Regions from separate parts of the Homo sapiens genome. Here region 1 is linked to region 2. A link is an interaction called in ENCODE POLR2A ChIA-PET data of the cell type or tissue named here. Cell type or tissue: A673. All regions are shown on one strand. Each heading gives the region's core, and the rest is flanking DNA. Links, peaks and the distances in the headings are about the cores only. Region 1 overlaps ST20-MTHFS (ST20-MTHFS readthrough). Region 2 has its middle 140 kb from the start of MINAR1.

The links. Peaks named below come from ENCODE experiments on the same cell type or tissue, not always from the same donor. Only the 100,000 strongest peaks of a DNase experiment are listed, where the experiment ranks them.
Region 1: POLR2A ChIA-PET joins it to region 2 with 5 read pairs; 3 of 35 experiments call an interaction of 5 or more read pairs at or near these places.

The regions. Positions count from the first base shown.
Region 1 is chr15:79,879,347-79,883,564 of GRCh38, reverse strand. All of the region lies in intron 3 of ST20-MTHFS (ST20-MTHFS readthrough), which reads left to right. All of the region lies in intron 2 of MTHFS (methenyltetrahydrofolate synthetase), which reads left to right. Among named protein-coding and RNA genes, the nearest start is that of MTHFS, 16 kb to the left of the region's middle. In A673, for the core only: no CTCF peak of the experiment used is centred there; a DNase peak (open chromatin) is centred at 2,084.
Region 2 is chr15:79,566,622-79,571,153 of GRCh38, reverse strand. No RefSeq gene overlaps it. Among named protein-coding and RNA genes, the nearest start is that of MINAR1, 140 kb to the right of the region's middle. In A673, for the core only: no CTCF peak of the experiment used is centred there; no DNase peak of the experiment used is centred there; H3K27me3 peaks cover 538 bases.

The DNA.
Region 1 (4,218 bases), core at 1-4,000, 310 kb before region 2:
TTCCGTAATTCTTATGTACTTGGCACTTTACGTATATTAGCACGTTTTATTAATTCTTTTTGGAAGTATATCCCTTTTCTTTGCTGATAGACTCTTTCGGAGCAGAAACCTTCTTCTAAATCATTTGTATCCCTGGTACCTAGTCATATGGTTTATGTTGTAGACTTTCAGTAAAAGTTTCTTGAGGTGAAGCTAACAGTTTTGAATTCAAAGCGTGCCTGTATAAATGAATAGATTATCAACACTTTATAGCTATGAAAGAAAATCTGGATTTAAAAAACTGTGTGCATGTACACAGGGACACATTAAAAAGTATACTAGAGTCAGTTGTTTTATAAGGCGCTGTAACTTGTTGTTTTTAGAGACAAGGTCTCACTCTCTCACCCAGACTGGAGTGCAGGGGTGTAATCATAGCTAACTGTAACCTTGAACTTCTGGGCTCAAGTGATCCTCCAACTTCAGCCTCCTGAGTAGCCAGGACTACAGGTACACACTACCATGCCTGACTAATTTTTAAATTTTTTGTAGAGACACGTCTACTCTGTTGCCCAGGCTGATCTTGAACTCCTGGCCTCAAGCAATCCTCCTGGCTTGGCCTCCCAGAGTGCTGGGATTATAGGCGTGAGCCACTGCACCCAACCAACATTTTTTATATTTGTGAGTAAAGAGTTAACATCGGTCCCGGACTAAGCTGGGCCTGCCTGGGGGAATAACCTTGAAACTTATCTTCTCTCAGCACTAGTTTTGGGGAAGCCATAGAGTTGTGATAATGTGGGATGTACCTGTACCTGCCTGTTACTGTGTGCTACTACACCTGAATTGGGAGCTGTGAGTTGGCATGGAAGCCTTGGGTCTGTGGAACTAGATCTGTATAAAAGATGGGCAGGAAATGGGAGTTGCAGCTTCTCTGTGTGAAGGTGACCTATGTGCCCCTTGGCTCTTGCTGCACCCTGTGTGAGTGAGGAGGCAAAAGAAGCAGTGTACTGAGGTAGCTGCTGGGCCCTGGATGAGGTAAAGATGCTGAACCTGCCATATCTCCTCTTCTGTGTTCTTCTGTAAGGCTAAGTACATGGAGTAATACTTAGATTGGTTCCTGAGCCCGAGTGCTGTAACAGCTGCTGGGTCAATGTGGTATTCTCAATCCAGTCTCTGGGTTTGTTTTTTATTTTTTGTTGGGGGCAGGCAGTGCAGCTTAAATAACAGACATTTATTTTCTGACAGTCTGGGTATTTTTAATAATATTCTGTGGAGACTCTAACACCACTGGTCCCACCAGTGACTGTCAGCATGTCTATGAGAATGCTTAATTTTTACTAAGCCAAGAAATAAGTAGTTATAAGATCCTACATGGTATGATATTTTAATATGAGTTACAGCTTATCTTCTCATTGAAAGTGTTTCCAAACCTTTAACACGTGTTTCTTTAGCTTAACAAAAATCGTTCTCACTAATTGTATTTGAACTTTTGAAATAAGTTATGACTAAAAGTAAATGAAAGCAATTGTAATTTTGGAATGTGCTTTTGCACATCGCACATGCCATTGTAGGCATTTTGGGTGACCTCCCTCTCTGGACAATTGAGAACATTGCCTCCTGAGTTAGGCACTGTGGGAGGGAGAGTGAACCCTTACTGTCCTTGCTTCATCTTCTTTGTTTTCAGATAGGATAACTGCAACCCAGGGAGGCTGTCACTTCCCCAAGGACACACAGGCAGTTAATGATAATGCGAGGTCACCCAGTTCTGGTTTCCACTCCAGTGCCCTTTGAAGTGCCATTTTTCTTCACACTTCATTCATTAATATTGCTTTACTACCTAGATTTTCTCTCTCTTGACAGCATACTGCATTAAAACCGTTATTCATGGAACAGGTACCCTTGGTAACTGTATGCATGGGAACATTGTCATATTTTCCCAAGGAAGAACTTGGACTGAGTCACATGTATCTAAAAGTACTCTGGTCTCAAAGTTAAGCTTTTTTTTTTTTTTCAGTCATTTTGTATTCGGCTAAATACACAGGAAGAACCAGCTACAGCTTTGATTTATAACAGGGCCTTTCATTTGAATGAGAAGTGCACCCATGATAGGCTTCCTTGGACCTGTTCCAGAATTGTCTATTTTATCTTTTGCAGCGGCTTTAGAATATATCCTCATTTCAGAGAATGGTAATTTACTTCTTGTTAACTCCCAGCCCATTAAGATTAAAAGACAGTTCCTTAGGGGTTATGCCCTGTTATTCTTGCCAAGATGGGCTAGCCTGCTAAATGTTCTACTCAAGCATAATGATTCATTGAATGTACTATTGAACACTTAACTGTCTTTAAAAGGACTAACCCAGGTGACTTAAACCTCGCTACATATAGAACTTCAGGTGTTTAAACTGCTTTTCCAATTCAATTTTTATTTTATCACCTTAATTGAGACATTAAAATGTCTATTAGGTTTCTATGTTTTTGTGTATACATTTAATTCAGAGGAAGGGCAGAATTTTTAAGAGGAGTGAAGTTGGAATTAGAAAAAATAAATTCTTTTTTTAGTTTATTGCTCTGAACCTTAAATTTCAAGCTAGGGTAGTAAAGACCTGTGTGTAAATGAATGCCCAGCTTAAATGCTGCCTCCTCCAAAAGTCTTCTTAGATTTCTTAGTCATATTTAAACACTTCCTCCTGTGTTTTCGCCCTGTATTTTGACACCTCAGCATACCTTTTGTCATTGGATTTGCTTTATTATATCCTATATATGTAGTTTAAAAGTTTTTTGTTTGTTTTTTTTTTTTGCTTTACTACTTGCAGGGATTAGGAGTCCACTATTTAATAGAGAACCCCATTTCATTTACCCCACTTTATAAAAGGTTAGAAAAGTACTCTCCATATTAAGTTTATGGCTTCATGTAACTTTCACCTGATGGTCCTTTAGAGAAACATATAAATAGTCTTCAAACATTTTTTTTTTGGTGTGTTTGGGCTTAGCACAGTGCCCTGATGAATCTGAGGTACCATCTCTTTCTTCAGTAACTTAAATATCCTTTTTAAAGTACAGCTGAGAATTGTATATTGAGTGAATGACTGATAGTATTGCAAAGAAATGCAGATATAATAGCACATGATCCATCAATGTTTATCTTTTATGTTAATCGTCATCTACAAAACCAGATTGTATTGATTATTATCCATAAATAAACAAGCAGAGGCCGGGCGCAGTGGCTCACACCTGTAATCCCAGCACTTCAGGAGGCTGAGGAAGGCGGATCACAAGGTCAGGAGATCGAGACCATCCTGGCTAACATGTTGAAACCCCGTCTTTACTAAAAAATACAAAAAAAGAAAAAGAATTAGCCAGGCGTGGTGGTGGGTGCCTGTAGTCCCAGCTACTCAGGAGGCTGAGGCAGGAGAATGGTGTGAACCCAGGAGGCAGAGCTTGCAGTGAGCTGAGATCATGCCACTGCACTCCAGCCTGGGCGACAGAGCGAGACTCCGTCTTAAAAAGAAAAAAAAGAACAAAAGCAGAATAAACTAATTTACTGTTGGATGAAGTAGGCAGCAAATCATGAGATGGAAATTGAACAGAAACAAAAAATATCTTCCTAACTGCCCATGTCATTACTTTGGGTTAAAGCAGTCAAATCCACTGTAAAAATTTAAGTGTTCTTTGGGTGTAGTGACACAGGGAACCAGAATCACTTGTAAGAAGTCCTGTGATTAATTAAAAAACAAGAAAGAGCTAGGAAAGAAATTTTGATTTTAGTCAGAGTTTTGTGTGTATATATGTGTGCATGTGTGTGTGTATATGCATGTGCTGTGTATAAAATGGGTCATGATGTTTTTCTTACTGAGTTTCTAAAATGTTTGAAAGCCACTGATTTAGGCCTCTGCTTCTCAAGAAGGCATGCATCTATTACAGGCCTTATTGGGTAAATTTTCTTCAACTATTAATTTTACTTCAACATTTTAGCAGAAACAAACCAGAAAAACAAACATATAAACATACAAACCACACATTAGTTTTATAACAAATACAATCACAAAGGTAGCATATAGAAGATAAATAAAATTCACAAATTTTAAGGAAAAAAATTAGCTGGGCATGCTGGTGGGTGCCTGTAATCCCAGCTACTCAGGAGGCTGAGGCAGGAGAATTGCTTGAACCCAGGAGGCGGAAGTTGCAGTGAGCCAAGATCACACCATTGGACTCCAGCCTGGGGGACAGAGTGAGACTCTGACT
Region 2 (4,532 bases), core at 265-4,264:
ACAAGCCCGCGTCCTGGATAGATACGAACAAGTACTAGTGACTCATCCGACTTTACTTTTCTAAAATTCCTTATTAGTCAACACAAGTTTTGTTGACTACAATATAGCTCCTTTGCTTGGCCTGATAGATGTTTCAACAAAGATTGAACACTGAGATCTTACCATTTCCAGCCTGACAGCTTATCTTCCTTCAGGCCCGTTATTAAGATTTCAGAAGCTCCTCCATCCATCCAGGAACACACTGATATCGCTTTAGGTGAACGGTTTCCATGGAAACTAATCTCTTTGATTTGTTAATCATTTCTCTCCGTGCTAATGTCAGCAAGTGACCGGTTCTCACCCTGTCTCCTCACTCTAGCCCTGATCCATATGGATTAGGATGCAGCTATTGGGGGAACCTGGCCATCCCTGACTGTGAAGTTAGCCATCTCTTCTATACTATGTGTGGTTCTGCAGAGTAGAGAGAAAATAGTCTCTATCTAGACATCATCTAAGAGGGCAGTGCAGTTTGGTTTTAAATCCTTGCCATCCGACCTTTGGCACATGGTATGTTTGGCAAGTTACCAAACCACCACATCTTCATCTATGAAGCGGAGATAAATCCTAACTCATAGGACTATTGGGGGGATTAAATGAGGTGAGATATTAAAAGTAGGGCAACAGTAGCTTGCAATTGCTGGTATTGTCATTATTACTGTTCTAGGAATAGTTAACTTTTGAAGGAGGCAGTTGATCTCATTACCAGTATCTTCCTGAGGCGCCCTGTTCTGTGACTTTAGGCTTTTACTTTGCAACAGGGAGGAGGGAGGGAAACCCACATACATTTGCGTGGGGCTGTGATTATAAATACTATAAGGGATAATAAGCCTTGGACAAGTTTTTAAAGTGAACATGTAGCCTGGGCTCCTGTTTCCTGCTCAGGAAGGAGAAGTGTCACAGTTTCCTGTTGGCTGCACCTTCCCCTCTGCCCCACCCAGGGACCTAGAGATTAGGCATCCTCCCTTCCTCCCCACTTCTCCCTCTCCCTCCTTCCTCTTTTCCCTTTCTCCTACACCATCTCCCTTTCAGGTATCTGTTACAGAGAATGTAGGCAAATCACTGACCCATTGTGCATGTTCAGTTGAGAAACATTGCTTTTTTTTTTTTTTTACTGTTTCTTTTTGAGACTGAACAATTGATGATTGACTGACCATGCTTCTTTGGTGAATTCTTTGGTCTTGTCTTTTGCCCAATTGACTTGCTATTTAGGATGTTAGTTTTTTCTTGGTAATCATTTTGTAGTTGTTTTAGTAAGAATATTTTCTGGCATGTTTTTCAAAACTTGTCCCTGTTTGCTTTTAAATGGGCAATACAAACATGTACAAAATGCAAAATATTCAAAAGGCTTCATAGTGAGATAAAAGGCTCTCTCCATCCCCTGGCCCCATCACCCATTGTCCCTTTCCAGAAGCTGCTACAGGCACACCTCACAGATATTACAGATTTGCTTCCCAACACCGCAATAAAGTGAATGTCATAATAAAGCAAGTCACATGAATTTTGTGGTTTCCTAGTGCATGTAAAAGTTATGTTTACACTATAATGTAGTCTATCAAGTGTGCAATAACATTATATCTAAAAATGTACATATATTACTTAAGAAATACCTTATTACTAAAATATGCTAATGATCATCTGAGCCTTTGGCAAGTCGTAATCTCTTGTTGGCAGAGGGTTTTGCCTTGACATTGATGACTACTGACTGATCAGGTTGGTGGTTGCTGAAGTTTGAGGTGTCTGTGGCAATATCTTAAAATAAGATAACACTGGCCAGGTGTGGTGGCTCACGCCTGTAATCCCAGCCCTTTGGGAGGCCGAGGCGGGTGGATTGCCTGAGGTTGAGAGTTCGAGACCAACCTGGCCAGCATGATGAAACCCGGTCTCTACTGAAAACACAAAAATTAGCTGGGCATGGTGGCAGGTGCCTGTAATCCGAGCTACTTGGGAAGTTTGAACGATGGAGGCAGAGGTTGCAGTGAGCCAAGATTGCGCCATTGAACTCCAGCCTGGGCAACAAGAGTGAGACTCTACCTTAAAAAAAAAAAAAAAAAAAGATAACATGGATGTTTGCTACATCAATTGGCTCTTCTTTTATGAAAGAGCTCTCTGTAGCATGCAATGCTGTTTGACAGCATTTTACCCAAAGTAGAACTTTCAAAATTAGACTCATTCCTCTCAACCCCTGCTGCAGCTTTATCAACTAAATCCTTTGCTGTCATTTCAACAATGTTCACAGCATCTTCACCAGGAATAGGTTCCATCTCAAGAAACCACTTTCTTTGCTCATTCATTCATTCATAAGAGGAAACTCTTCATTCATTTAAGTTGTATCATGAGATTTTAGCAATTCAGTTACATCTTTGGGCTTTACTTTTAATTCTAGTTTTCTTGCTATTTCTACCACATGTGCAGTTATTACCTCCACTGAAGTCTTGAACCCTTCAAAGTCATTCATGAGGACTGGAATAAACTTTTTCAAAACTCCTGTTAATATTGATATTTTGGTCTCCTCCCTTGAATTACAAATGTTCTTAATGGCATCTATGGCATTAATTAATCTATCAGTGGCAGCTATATAGCCTTACAAAATATGTTTCTTAAATAGTAGGACTTGAAATTACTTTTTGACCCATGGATTGTAGAATGGATATCGTGTTAGCAGGCATGAAAACAACATTGCTCTCCTTGCACATCTCCATCAGAGCTCTTGGGTGACCAAGTGCATTGTCAATGAGCAGTAATATTTTGAAAGAAATTTTTTTTTTTTGTAGGCAGTAGGTCTCAACAGTGGGCTAAAAATATTCAGTCAACCATGCTGTAAACAGCTGTGCCATCAGCCAGGCTGTGTTCTTCCATTTATATAGCACAGACAGAGCAGGTTCAGCCTGATTCTAAAGGGCCCTGGGATTTTCAGGATGGTAAATGAGCATTGACTTCAACTTACAGTCACCAGCTGCATACCCCTAACAAGAAAGGCAGCCTGTCCTTTGAAGCTTTAAAACTAGGCATTGCGTTCTCCTTCTAGCTATGAATGTCATCCTAGATGGCATCTTCTTCCAATATAAGGCTATTTCATATACATTGAAAATCTGCTGTTTAGTGTGGCCACCTTCATCAATGATATTGGCTAGATTTTCTGGATAACTTTCTGTAGCTTCTACATCAGCACTTGCTGCTTCATCTTGTACTTTTATGAAGACAGCTTCTTTCCTTAAACCTCACGGGCTAACCTCTGGTAGCTTCCAACTTTTCTTCTGCAGCTTCCTTACCTATCTCAGCCTCCACAGAATTGAAGAGAGTTAGTGCTTTACTCTGGATTAGGCTTTGACTTGAGGGAATATTGTGGCCAGTTTTATCTATCTAAACTATTAGAAGCTTCTCCATAGCAGCAATAAGGCTGTTTCACTTTCTTATTGTGTAAGTGTTCACTGGAGTAGCACTTTTAATTTCCTTTAAAACCTTTTCCTTTGCATTCACAATTTGATTAACTGTTAGACACAAGAGGTGTAGTTTATGGCCTGTCTTGGCTTTTGACATGCCTTCCTCACTAAGCTTAATCATTTCTAGCTTTTGATTTAGTGTGGGAGATGTGCAACTCTTCCTTTTTACTTGAACACTTAGAGGCCACTGTAGAGCTGTTAAGTGGACTAATTTCAATATTGTCATGTCTCAGAGAACGGTGAGGTCCCGGGAAAGGGAAAGAGACAGAGAACAAACAGGTTGTTGGTGGAGCTGTAAGAACACACACACAACATTTATTGATTAAGTTTGCTCTCTTAGATGGGCATGGCTTGTGGTGCCAGAAAACAATTACAATAGTAACATTTAAAAGATTACAGGTCACCAGTCACCATAGCAGATATAATAATAATAAAAAAGTTTGAAATATTATGAGAATTACCAAAATATGACACAGAGACATGAGTGAGCACATGCTGTAGGAAAAATAATGCTGATAGACTTGCTTGACACAGGGTTGACACAAACTTTCAATCTGTAAAGATGCAGTATTTGAGAAGCACAATAAAAAGCAGCAAAACAAGGTATGCTTGTACTTAATATCAGAATCTTGTGTATCCTGCCTGATATATTGCATGCATATACAGATTGTAAGAATATACATATATATGTAGGAGTCTATATATTACCATATTTATATATATGGTAATTTATATAAATTTGTTTACATCTAGCTTTTTCACTTAATATCTAGCAGACCATTTTATATAAATTTTTATAGAGCTGCTTTATTATTTATAATGACTGTATACTTTTCCATCCTATGTTTGGACTATATTTAACCATCAAATATCGATGAACATTTAAATTGTTTCTAATATTTTCTATCACAACACGGCTGCAATGAATATATTTATAATACATGGGTTTATCTGTGGAATATATAATCTGGAAGTGAAATAATTAAGTTAAAGTTTGATAGATATGATAAGATTACCTTTTATGGAGGTGATATGAACTTACACTCCCTACAG